2 separate regions of the Homo sapiens genome follow, and region 2 is linked to region 1. Evidence: chromatin contacts called from ENCODE Hi-C or POLR2A ChIA-PET data. All regions are on one chromosome and are shown on one strand. The core of a region is the stretch at or near the end of the contact, and the rest is flanking DNA. Distances in the headings are between cores, read along the strand shown.

The links. A loop is a pair of places that touch in the nucleus more often than their neighbours do. ChIA-PET counts read pairs that join two places held with the same protein, here RNA polymerase II (POLR2A).
Region 2: a map of endothelial cell of hepatic sinusoid shows a loop between it and region 1 (5-fold over the local background). The contact joins two enhancer-like sites. A Hi-C loop is called at or near these places in 1 of 168 maps with a recorded cell type or tissue (endothelial cell of hepatic sinusoid). POLR2A ChIA-PET finds 5 or more read pairs at or near these places in 1 of 52 experiments (Caco-2).

Annotation. Positions count from the first base shown.
Region 1 is chr13:98,647,745-98,654,146 of GRCh38, reverse strand. No RefSeq gene overlaps it. Among named protein-coding and RNA genes, the nearest start is that of STK24-AS1, 74 kb to the right of the region's middle. RefSeq lists an enhancer at 659-778. Within about 2 kb of position 3,691, at least 7 of the 41 ENCODE cell types and tissues checked have a DNase peak (open chromatin) inside an H3K27ac peak, as active enhancers do.
Region 2 is chr13:98,743,177-98,749,578 of GRCh38, reverse strand. All of the region lies in intron 1 of SLC15A1 (solute carrier family 15 member 1), which reads left to right. Among named protein-coding and RNA genes, the nearest start is that of SLC15A1, 6.3 kb to the left of the region's middle. Within about 2 kb of position 2,363, at least 2 of the 41 ENCODE cell types and tissues checked have a DNase peak (open chromatin) inside an H3K27ac peak, as active enhancers do.

The sequences.
Region 1 (6,402 bases), core at 2,442-4,941:
TTGATGGAGGGCTGTGGAATGGTGGGAAGAGCTGGCCGGCAGTCGGATCAGCTGGGATATCTGTTGATGGAGGGCTGTGGAATGGGGGGAAGAGCTGGCCGGCAGTCGGATCAGCTGGGATATCTGTTGATGGAGGGCTGTGGAATGGGGGGAAGAGCTGGCCGGCAGTCGGATCAGCTGGGATAGCTGTTGATGGAGGGCTGTGGAATGGGGGGAAGAACTGGCCAGCAGTCGGATCAGCTAGGTTTGGGTCTAGTTTGCGGCTAATCACAAACTGTTACATGGGAGATATGTAGTACTGAAATTGGGGGCTTTTGCTGATGGCCAAAAAAACAAAGGTGCTCAATGAATAAATCTTGGTGAAGAGTGGATCCCTCCATTTTACACATAAGGAACAAAAAGCTTTGGAGAGGTCAGCCAGAGGTTCTCAGCACCGGCTGTGCACGAGAGTCACCTGGAGGGTTTTAAATGCCCAATCCCTGGTAATCCCCAGACAGGGCAGCCTGGTTGAAAACCCCTGCGTTAAATATGTTGCAGGCAATCCCATGGCCAGTAGGTGGCAGGGCTGTGACTTGAGCCCAGATCTATTGACGGGAACCCAAGCTCTGGCTTAAGGAGCCAGTTCCTGGAGCTGGAAGTGCAGGTAACACCTCCAGGTCACAGAGCAGATGTACCGTGAGAAGCCTGACAGTAGAGACTGGGCTTCCCTCAACAATACTTGCCACGGAGGGATGGTATTTTCCCACTTGAGAGCCTCCATTTCAGGTTGTGCTGATCACAGGGAGAGAGAGAAAGACTCTTTAGAAACAGAGCAATATGTGAAGCCACTAAGAAGAATCTAAAGGTTTCCTTCTAATTAAAGGGATTACTCTGCCACGTTTAGGAGACAGAAAAATGCTGCCCCCTAACATTCTATGGAGCTGTACACATCACAGTGTACGTCCATACCTACTTCCCAGCTCTGCCACTTCCTAGCTGAGTGTCATTGGGCAAGTTACTTACCCTCTCTGTTTCTCAATTTTCTCATCTGAAAAAGTGGGATAATGATAGTATCTACACCAAAGAGCTTCTGTGATGATCACATGATATGTGAAGCACTCAGAACAGGGACTGGCCCATGGAAAGTGCTCAAGAACATCAATTATTACATTTGGACTTCACAACAACATCCTACAGCTCAATGTCTCACCCCAAGTTAACAGCCAGCAACCCAGAGCTGGCATCAAACCTTCCTAAGTCTGGGTCGAAAGGACCTGTCTGTCTACACCTGCACTGCAAAGGTCCTGTCTTCATCCTCTCTCACCTGGGCCAATCAGTGGCTGCCTACCTTTGTCCCTGTCTCCAGGCCCTTCTTCATCTAATTTATCTATCCTTTTTATTGATATGTTTTTAACTTTTTATTTATTTTTGTTTTTATTTTCATGTATTTTGTTTTATTATAAAAGTAAAATACTTTATTTGTACAGATAAAATTTGAAAATTGTGGGTTAAGAAAAATCCATCAGTAGTCCCACTGAATCTGGCCACAATTCTTTGCTGCAATATGATGCCTTGAGCACACAGTTCTTTACATAGCTGACCTCATTCTATAGAGTGCAGAAGAACCACCTGGAAAACTCATTTAAAGTTCAGATTCCTGGACTCTAGCCCCAAAAGCTCTGATCCAGCAGCCCTATGACTGGAGACCTAGATACTTCTGAGAGCATTGCCTTTGAGAAATCTTCTTGTACAGGGCTGTAATCTCGGCATCATATACATTCTAGTCCTATTTCACTGAACCATTTCACCATAAGCATCTTTCCTTGTTGCCACATGGGCTCCACACTGTAATTTGGCCTTTACAGAGCTTCCGTACATCTTAATAATGTCACAGTGCAGGTGGTATTTTCCTAGCTGACCCAGCTCAAACTCTTCCTCTGGTTTTGTTGATCTCAGATGAAGGGTATGGGATCTGGCAGAAGAAATACAACATTGCATCAAGGGGACGCATAGTCATTTCCCTCCATTGGAACCTTTACATTGAATCTGTTTAAGCTCTCCAGGCAAGTCTGAGTGTGATTAAGCCAAGTAGGGGCTCCGGGGTGGAAAATGGGACCAAGATCTGAGCAGGTACAGTCCACCGAGCAAAGTCAAAGTCTGGAGCGGGAGACTGAAGATTGAAAACATTCCAGAAGCCAGTGGTTGGAGCAGCTGGAAGAAGAAGGCCCAAACCACCAGGGAAGGGACTTGAGTGAGGCGGGTGCCAAGGGCACGGGAGTTGAGGAGACACAGCCTCCTTTGTTTCACAGGGGTCTGCCCCACCCTGCTTACCACATGAGCCTTGACAATCGCTCCAGAGAGTCTGCTTTTGAGAATCTCTTGTAATCTGTTTTACCCTGGAAAAAACTTTTATGTCTACTGATCTGCTGGGGCCCATCTACCTGACCCATTCCTATGACTTAAAAGGCCCTCCCTTTTTCCTAACCAGGTACCCTACTGTCTTGCTTAACTAATATGATTATGTCCTCAGCTGGACTAATGGGGGGGACCAAATCCTTCTAGGGGAGAGGGAGAGACAAACAATCAGGTGTTTCTGAAACCTTATCTCCTCTCTCCATCAGCGATGTCGACCATGAAGGATTGGACAAGACTATATATTTCAGGAGCACCGCTCTGGTATGCAAATCTGTGCACAGAGACCCATGACTGCTGAAAACCAGTTTTAATACCTGGTTTCTGAAAGACTCTTCCAGAAGCAATGTGGGTCTTCATCTTGTTGCTATGGAGGTTGCCAAAGGCCTCCAGCTCAGTTTCCAGAATTCGCAGCGTTAGAGATCCCACCATTCAGACTTATTCAAGTCCTTTCCCATGGGCAAGACTCAACAAAACCAACATGCTCACTCACACATTTACAGTGAAAACAGTCACATCTTCATTTTAGCAGGTCAATAACCTTGGAAAAAAAAATACATTCGGATTGGAGTTGTGCTGTGAATATGAAATTAAAATAGAAGAAGCCAGCTGTTGGAAGAAATATTTTTACCAAGCCATGGTCAGCTAATAAGTTCCCATTCTCCACTATCGAGAGACAGATACTGTTTATCCTGCTTGTGAACCCCTTTCCTTTCTGATTTCTGTGTTTCTGACCAATTCCTTTCTCTTCACCTTTCCCTTCTCAATGCTCCAAGCCAACTCTCAGAACTCAACTCACAAAAACATTGCACCATCATCATCCTTTGCATGGAGTTCGTGCCAATCCTAGTTGCACTTCCTCATCAGAACCTGACTATTTTATGATCATTTCTCAAAGCTTCTCTTCTCAGTCCTTGCTGCTGTCAGTTTCCCCTTCACCAAGTGCTTGGCCTCCTTGTCTAGAACATCCTTGCATGTCTTGGAATTCATGTAATCAAGGAAGAGGAGGCTCGGAAGCATCCGAGCTATGCCACCACACCCCTCGGGATGGCAAGCTTGAGAAACTGGCTTTGCAGGAAGCTTGCTGCAGTGAGAAACAGGCTTTATAGACAGGGCGATTGGCATGAAGGAGCCTTGTGAAGGTAGGAATGTATGTCACAGGCACAGTTTTGGGACAAAGTCCAACTCCGTACGTCCACAGGTGGAGCCGATTCCTGTCAGGTCAGTCTCCATCTAGGCGAAGCCCTTCCAGGAAGGGCACCGAGTTCCAGGGCTCGATGACATCACTGGGGCAGAGCTGCAGGACCAGCCCCTGCCCCTGCTCACTCTCTGTGCCCTTTGCAAACAATGGCCTGCCCCAGGGGACCAGGGTAGAAGCCTCCACCCTGTCTTTGCTTCTCTTATCTCTGAAGTATGGTTTCTCAACCTTGGCACTATTGACACTTGGGGCTGCATAATTCTTGGCTATGTGGGCTACCCTGTGCATTGGAGGCTGTTTAGTAGCACCCCTGGCCTTGACACTAGACGCTTCGTTTATGTCAAGGAAAAATGTCTTCAGACATTGATAAATATCCCTTCTGCGGGGCAAAACCACCCATGGATGAAAACTACGGATACCAAGCTGCCCTCCACTTTCAGAGCAATAAGAAGAGGACACAGGGCCTCTGCTTTCAAGTGGGTGCAGAAAGTAAGACTGGAGCGAGGGGAGGGTTGGAGCCAGCAGGTAAATGCTGTAACAGAGGCTTAGGCAATCCCCTGCCGCTGCATCTCAAACACTTGTTTGTGCAACAAATAATTAAATATGCTATGTGCACAAATCTGCCCATTTGTAGATTCTGGACAATTTCAGAGATACCCTCCTGTCCCCTACCACGAGGCTACTTGCATCTATTATGTTTACCCATGCCAAGTCAAACAGAAGACTCCTCTTTTAAAGTCCTCAAAGCAAAGTTCTCAAAGTCCAAGTTCACCACCAGCATCTTAAGAAGTGTGATTGTTGGCTGGGCGCGGTGGCTCATGCCTATAATCCCAGCACTTTGGGAGGCCGAGGCAGGCAGATCACGAGGTCAGGAGTTCAAGACCAGCCTGGCCAACATGGTGAAACCCTGTCTCTACTAAAAATACAAAAATTAGCTGGGCATGGTGATGCTCACCTGTAATCCCAGCTACTCAGGAGGCTGAGACAGGAGAATCGCTTGAATCCGGGAGGCGGAAGTTGCAATGAGCTGAGATTGCGCCACTGCACTCCAGCCTGGCGACAAAACGAAACTCCATCTCGAAGAAAAAAAAAGAAGAAGAAGTATGATTGTTGTTGTCAATGATGATGTTATTACTGCATAAACAACATTAAGGAAAATTTAAAAAACAAACTGGGCTAGGTATGATGGCTCACACGTGTGATTACAGCCCTTTAGGGGTCTGAGATGGAAGGACTGCTTGAGGCCAGGAGTTTGAGACCAGCCTGGGAAACACAGCAAGACCCTGTCTCTACAAAAAATAAAACAAATTAGCCAAGTGTGGTGGTGTGCTCCTATATTCCCAGCTTCCTGGGAGGCTGAGGCAGGAGAATCCCTTCAGCCCAGGAGTTTGAGGCTGCAGTGAGCTATGATGGTGCCACTGCACTCCAGCCTGGGTGACAGAGCAAGACTCTATCCCTTTAACAAAAACATGACAAATTCTACTGTTATATTATCTCTCCAAATCAAGTGGTTCTCCTTTCTTCATTTCCCTCCAGCCCTTTACCATACGAATACATGCTTTTCTTACACATAAAACTCTTGAGTAGACCCATCTTCAATTTTCAACACAACTTCTCCTGAACATTTATGGGATGATGCATACATGAGGAGTCCTTCTGATGTAGAAAGATATCTTGAGCCAGGCACGGTGACTCACACCTATAATCCCAGCACTTTGGGAGGCTGAGGCAGGAGGATTGCTTGAGCTCCAGGGTTCAAGACCAACCTGGGCCACATACTGAGACCTTGTCTCTACAAAACATCAAAAAAATCAACCAACTGTGGTAGTGCACACGCATAGTCCCAGCTACTCAGGAGGCTGAGATGGAAGGATGGCTTGAGCCCAGGAGGTTGAGGCTGCAGTGAGCTGTAATTGTGCTTCTGCACTCCAGCCTGAGCAAAAGAGTGAGACCTTGTCCCCAAAAAAAAAAAAAAAATTGAATGAAAATCTACGAACAAATGTACATACCTTTTGCAACAATTCATTCCGCTGTGACCTAATATTTACTATAGGGCATGGAGGAAGTCAGTTTCAGTCTGGATTCCTCAGAATTGTCTACCTCACTCTGCTCAATGATTGAACTTTAAACAAGAAGTGACCTTAGGTATCACCCAGAGTTCTCTCACTTTACAGATAAGTTACCTGTGGCCCAGATAAGTTGACTTTTCTGCCAAGAGAATATGAATAGTAGATAACAAGACTGGGAAGAAATCCCAGCCCTCCTGACTCCCTGAAGCTGGTGGCTTCTCTCCACACCCTTCCTTACTGAACACCCATAAAGTTCACTGAAGGAAGCAGAGATCAGAATGTAGCAACGGTATTAGACACCCATAAAGTTCACTGAAGGAAGCAGAGGTCAGAATGTAACAACAGTATTAGAAAGAAGCTGATACAAACACAGTTGATTTTCACAAAATGTTTTTTATTGTTTGTTTGTTTATGAGAGACAAGGTCTCACTTTCTTGCCCAAGCTGAAGTGGAAGACAGATTATAGCTCACTGCAACCTCAAGTGATCCTCTTGCCTCAGTAGCTAGGACTATAGGTGTGAGCTATTGTACCCAGCTAATACACACACACACACACACACACACACACACACACATTTTAATTATTATTTGTAGAGACAAGATGTTGCCCAGGCTGGTCTCAAACTCCTAGCCTCAAGCGATCTTTCCATTTCAGCCCCCCAAAATACTGGGATTACAGATGTGAGCCATCACGCCTATCTGATTTTCACAAAGGGTTTTAATTCAGTTTCCTGTACTGTAAGG
Region 2 (6,402 bases), core at 1,114-3,613, 97 kb before region 1:
CAGCCTCCGAAGCCTTCGTAGGATCATAGGGCTGGGGGTGCTTTTGCTGAAGGTTTTGACTATTTGATCTCTTTCCTCCCACCCCACCTCACTCCCTTATCCAAAGCTTAGCAAGACTATGCTAAATGGACTCTGAAAATTAGGTACAAGGCTTCAGGTTCAATGCAGCAAGCACCTGCCTCTATCTGCCAAGACCTCCAGGTTGATTGGAGATACTCACTCACTTAAAGTAGGATACTTTATTCTCTTCCTGCCCCACCAGATCTCAGCCTCCTGGCTGGCCTTGTTTGTGATTCTGATAGGTTTTTCCAAGTCAGCTGCCTGAGCTTAAAATGATGGATGGGCTGTGAAGGTCCCTCACACCTGGTGCGTCCCTCCACATTCTCTCCTCCTCCTGTCAACTCTTGAGTCAACCGAAGAACAATATTGAAGTACCAGGGCAGCTGGTGTCCCTGCTGCAAGCTATAGAGGTGGTCCCACACTGAAGGAAGCCTTTGGCATATGACCTTCGGGGGAACTCACCTCCTCCTAGCCAGCAGCAAGAAAAGAGAACTTCTAACATTGGGTTCTTTTGGGCTAATATTGCTCTAAGTCAGCGTTTTTCAAACTTGAACATGCATCAGGCTTATCTGAGTGAGGGCTTGTTCCAGCAGTGGGGCTCGCTGGGCCTCTTGCCTAGAGTCTCAGGTGCAGGGTAGAGCTCATGCACTGACATTTGACCACGTTCCCACGTGGTGTGATGCTGCTGCTCCCAGGCCCACGCTTTGAGAACCACGACTCTAAAGATCCCCTGGGTTCTTTTTTTTGACCCCTGCCCATGTGAACATGTTGCCACTGTGCCCTAAAATTAGGCTGTGGGAAGGTCTAGTACAGTCTGGGCCCTGGCTTGTCCATGTGGGTACATGTCCGTGATGATGAAGCATTGGGTAAATTAGCAGGTAGAACTTGAGAATTAGTCTGCCGGTGCCGTCTTAACGTAGGGATAGCTGGGCACTGCGGCTTACGCCTGTAATCTCAGCGTTTGGAGAGGCTGAGACAGGCGGATCATTTGAGCTCAGGAGTTTGAAATCAGTCTGCGCAACATGGCAAAACCCCGTCTCCACAAAAAAAATACAAAAATATTAGCTGGGCATGGCGGTGCGCACCTCTAGTCCCAGCTACTCGGGAGGCTGAGGCCAGAGGATCACTTGAGCCCAGGAGGTGGAGGTTGCAGTGAGCTAAGATTGCTCCACTGTGCTCCAGCCTGGGCAACAGAGAAACTGTGTCTGAAGCAACAACAAGACAAAAACAAAGAAGTAAAGAGAGTAGAAATGAATAGGAGTGAGAAATGAATGTGGTTCAGCTGGGCTGGCCAGGATGCACCTGAATTGCATATCTATGCAGGTATTTACTTAACCATGTGAGGATAAAAATAATCCTGCCTGAAGAAATTATATCCTCAGGGGGCAGGAACATAAGCCCGTAAACAACACTCTTCCACTCCGAGTTAGAGTTGAGGAAAATGAGGTACTATGAGACCAGTGAAAGCAGCAACTAGGAGTGTTTGTCTGAGCAGGAGGGTTTGCCTACTTTAGGTTTGCCCAGTTTGGATGGAATGCTAAATGTTTGCATGGTCTTTCACGTCTCTTACAAAATGTCCTGAGTAAGATTATTCCATTTTCGATTCCCTTGGGTTTTTTTGTTTGTTCATTTGTTTTTTGAGATGCAGTCTGCTCTGTCAACCAGGCTGGAGTGCAGTGGCACAATCTCGGCTCACAGCAACTTCTGCCTCCTGAGTTCAAGCAATTCTCCTGTCTCAGCCTCCAGAGTAGCTGGGATCACAGGTGCGCACCATCACACCTGGCTAACTTTTGTATTTTTAGTAGAGACGGGGTTTCACCACGTTGGCCAGGATGGTCTCAAACTCCTTACCTCAGGTGACCCGCCTGCCTTGGCCTCCCAAAGTGCTGGGATTACAGGCCTGAGCCACTGTGCCAGGCTGGGTTTTTTTGATTAATAATTTTTTTCTACTGCCCTTTGAGTTACTGAACCATTCCATGAAGAACAAACAGGGCTTACTCAATGGGCTAGTTGAGCTACCAGGAATCCTCCCTAGAAAATGGGACTGCTACTCTATTCCCCATGGTGGAGCTGCTGATGACTGGGGGCCTGGTGTAGAACTTTGGAGCTAAGACTTCCCAGCCAGGTGTGTTCCCATGGTGGAGGCAGAAGCTCTCAGACACAGTTGCGTCTTGATTCTATGCTTTGCAGGATGAGAAAGTGGGTAGGTGTCCCAGGTGAGCCGATAAGGAAATAAAAACAAGGGTCAGGCCTGAGGAACCTTTCCACATTCTTCCTTGAGGACAGTGAGAGAAAGAGCAGTATTCTCAGCTGAGCGAGCACGGTTGACTCATCATCCCGGGGTTGCAACACCAAGAACCAGGGAGTCACTCTTTTGTACCTTTGTCCCTTGGTTTCAGAAGCTGGAAGTCTATTGCGGAGGACACTGGACCCTGGGTTCACCTCATGGATGTGATACAAAGGAGGCTGTGTCAGCCGGGGTGGGGGGGGCCACACCTCTTCTCTCGGCCCCTCTGGTTTTTGGGGTTTAGGATGAGGGCAGCTATGAGAACACAGTTAAAGCACAGGCTCAGCCGTTGGGAAGTGCCACAGCCACGGGGCACAGGGACAGGGTCTTCCACAGAGGCTTAAGAAGGAGGAAGGTCTAGTTCCTCTCCTGGTTCCTAGACTGGAAACTGCTCAAAGCTCCTCACCGGGCTGCGGAAAGGGGTCTCTCATTGGAGAGAGGGTTTAGAGTCCTCCAGGTATGATGTGGGGATATGGAACAACAGGTCCATGTCCAGAGGGAATTTTGGTTCAGAGATCAGATTAACAAATAGAAAATTCACAAAATGTACTTCCATAAGAAGGCTCGTTAAAAGTTCTCAAACTAGGCATTTAGAACTTCTACAATCTGCCCCTAGTGACAAGATTTTATTATAAGCTCTATTAGGACATGGCAGATGTTTATACATTTGAGATGTTCTTGAGGAAATAAACGTTTTTCCTTTTTTTCCATTAAATCAAAACACCTTGCAGAGAAAAGGGAATGCTTATACACTGCTGGTGGGAGTGTAAATTAGTCTAACTATTGTGAAAAGCATTGTGACAACTCCTCCAAGAACTACCATTTGACCCAGCAGTCCCATTACGGGGTATATACCCAAAAAAATATAAATCATTCTACCATAAAGACACATGCACACATATGTTCACTGAAGCACTATTCACAATAGCAAAGACATAGAAGCAACCTAGATACCTGTCAATGATAGACTAAAGAAAATGTGGTACATATACACCACGGAATACTACGCAGCAATAAAAAAACAACAAGATCATGTCCTTTATAGGAACATGGATGGAGCCGGAGGCCATTATCCTCAGCAAACTAACAGGAACAGAAAATCAAACACTGCATTTTCCCACGTATAAGCAGCAGCGAAATGATGAGAACACAAAGACACAGAGGGGAACAACACATACTGGGGCCTACTTGAGGGTAGAGGGTAGGAGGAGAGAGCTGTTTGGAAAAAACCAACTATTAGGTATTAGGCTTAGTACCTAGGTGGAAAAATAATCTGAGCATCAAAACCCTGAGTCACGAGTTACCTATATAACAAACCTGCACATGTACCCCTAAAATCGAAGTTAAAATGGTAAATAAATAATGTTACAAGTTAAAAAAAAAACAAAAATACATCAAGACACCTAAACTCACATGGTGTACTTGTTTGCTATGGTGTCTGTAACAAAAGCACCACAAACTGGGGAATTTGAAACAACAGAAAAGTCTTCTCTCACAGTCCTGGAGGCTGGGAGCCCAGAGTCAAGGGGTCAGCAGGGCCACACTCCCTCCGAAGGCTCTGGGGGTGAAGCCGATCCAGGCCTTTCTCTTGCTTCTGGTGTGGCTGGTGGTCTTTGGCATTCCTTGGCTTGCGGACACACCCCTGCCGTCTCTGCCAGCCCATCTGTCTCTGTGTCACTTTTCCTCTTCTTAGGAGCACTCTACTCACATTGGATGAGGGACCGCCTTGTCCCAGTATGACCTGGTCTTAGCTAATTACAGCTGTAATGATCCTATTTCCAAATAAGGTCAAGTTCTGAGATTGAGAAGGATGTGAATTTGTGGGGGGATGGGCAGGACACTATTCGACACCCCGACATGGTAACAGAAAGTATTCTCTCTGAACTATGTCCATGGCTTATAGATGACTTTAGGTAGAAAACATTTGTAGTGTAAAGATAACTCCACCATGGTCCTCAGCTCGGATGCTATGTCTGGTGACCAGTTCCTTCCCCCAGCAAGACAGATGGGTTTTCTGGTCATAGTTTCTGGTCAACTGTAAACGGTCCACTTAGTAAGAGAGTTGGTACGTAGAAAACAGGCCCCAAAGTGATCTAGGAGACACAGGCGATTTACCTCTAGTTCTAAAAACGACGTTCCCATTCTGTTGATGCGGTACTGTGGACCTGCAGATAAAGTTTCCAGGCAGTCTTCATGTGCAGTGTTTCACTTTTCTGGTTTTTGAAAAATATAGCTGTTTCTGCTATGCATGCTAATTCTAAAATTAGAAGACTGAAAAAAATAAGTCACCTGACATTTTTATGGAGAATTGTTAGAGAATATCTAATGAAATTTAAAATACACACAATATTTTAACAGCATTCTATGTCTAGAACTTTCTTACAGATATTCTTATGATAGGAAAGAGCCATGTGCAACCCAAATATTAGGTTGGTGCAAAAGTAATTGCGGTTTTTGCCTTTTTTTTTTTTTTTTTTTTTTTTGAGATGGAATCTTGCTCTGTCGCCCAGGCTGGAGTGCAGTGGCGCGATCTCGGCTCACTGCAACCTCTGCCTCCCAGGTTCAAATGATTCTCCTGCCTCAGCCTCCCGAGTAGCTGGGATTACAGGCACATGCCACCACGCCCGGCTAATTTTTGTATCTTGTGTAGAGAGGGGGTTTTGCTACCTTGGCCAGGCTGATCTTGATTTCCTAACCTCATGATCTGCCCGCCTCGGCCTCCCAAAGTGCTGGGATTACAGGCGTGAGCCACCGCACCCGGCTTTGCCATTACTTTTAATCTATCATGTGGGCAGAAAACTTGCATTCTGTTTTATACCCTAACGTCATACTTAACCATGATTGTAAAGCATTTTTTTCTAGTCATGATTTACCATTAAAAAAAAAAAAAGTCTGTGTGTGTATAAGTTAGGGTCTTCAACCTCATTGCCTTGAAAAACAACCCTCCAAAAGACCAAGAGATTGGTTCTTTTTTTTTTTTTTTTTTTTTTTGAGACAGAGTCTCACTCTGTCACCTAGGCTGGAGTGCAGTGACACAATCACAGGTCACTGCAGCCTTGACCTCCCTGGCTTAAGCAATCCTCCTGCCTGAGCCTCCCAAGTAGCTGGGACTACAGGCACGTGCCACTATGCCTGGCTAATTTTTGTTATTTTTTGTAGAGGTGGGGTCTTGCCACATTGCCCAGGCTTGTTTCCTTTTAATTTAGCGACATTTATGTATCTTTAGAGTCATTTTCTCCTGTGACAATATACAATATTATTAGGGCCACCGTTTCTGTTGCCTGCTGGGTGTGGGGAGCTGATGCTGTCCCGGAGGCTGGTATCTGCTTCCCTTTGTGTTCTCTCCTCTTTTCTCCTTCTAGAGTCTGCTCTGAGGAAGGGTCTCTCTTCTCTTTAACCTGAGCATATATTTGTTTATTTACCCTCGGCAGTCTGGCATTTAAAGAGAGTCTCACTCTTAGTTCTGAAGGAAAGGTGTTCTTCTAGACTAAAAATATCCAGGTGTAGATCAGGAAGCTAACTTGGAGAGCAAGGGTTGCTGTACTAACAGCCAGGAAAATCATCTCACCTGACTACCCGGCCTCTACCTGAGGCAGGACTTAGGACTGTCCTGAGATCTTTCCTGTTTTGCCAAACAGCTTTGCTGCATGTGAACCCTGGAGCACTCTGTGGTCTGGCTCACCTTTCCCTGAAGCTGAGAGCAGGTTGGAAATCAACTGTCTGTCAGCATGTCCAAAGGTGGCTGGATCCTGGGTCCCAGAGAGATCATTTCTTCCTGAAGGAGGACAGGAATGGCGTTCAAAGATTCATGCCTGTAGTTACAGGAACAAGATGCTGAAAGTTGTAGGTAATTTATAAAACCACGAGAGGTTGGTCATTTCAGGCCTCTTCAGCCTATGATTTTAGATAGTTGTGTGTGGAAACCTTTTTAAAAGCTAGGAGGATATCTGAACCTAAATCAGTAAGTTGTGACTATTGTGGGCAAATTATTTATCCCCCAAAATGCATATGTTGAAGCCCAAAGCCCCAATACCTTGGAGCGTGACCTTATTTGG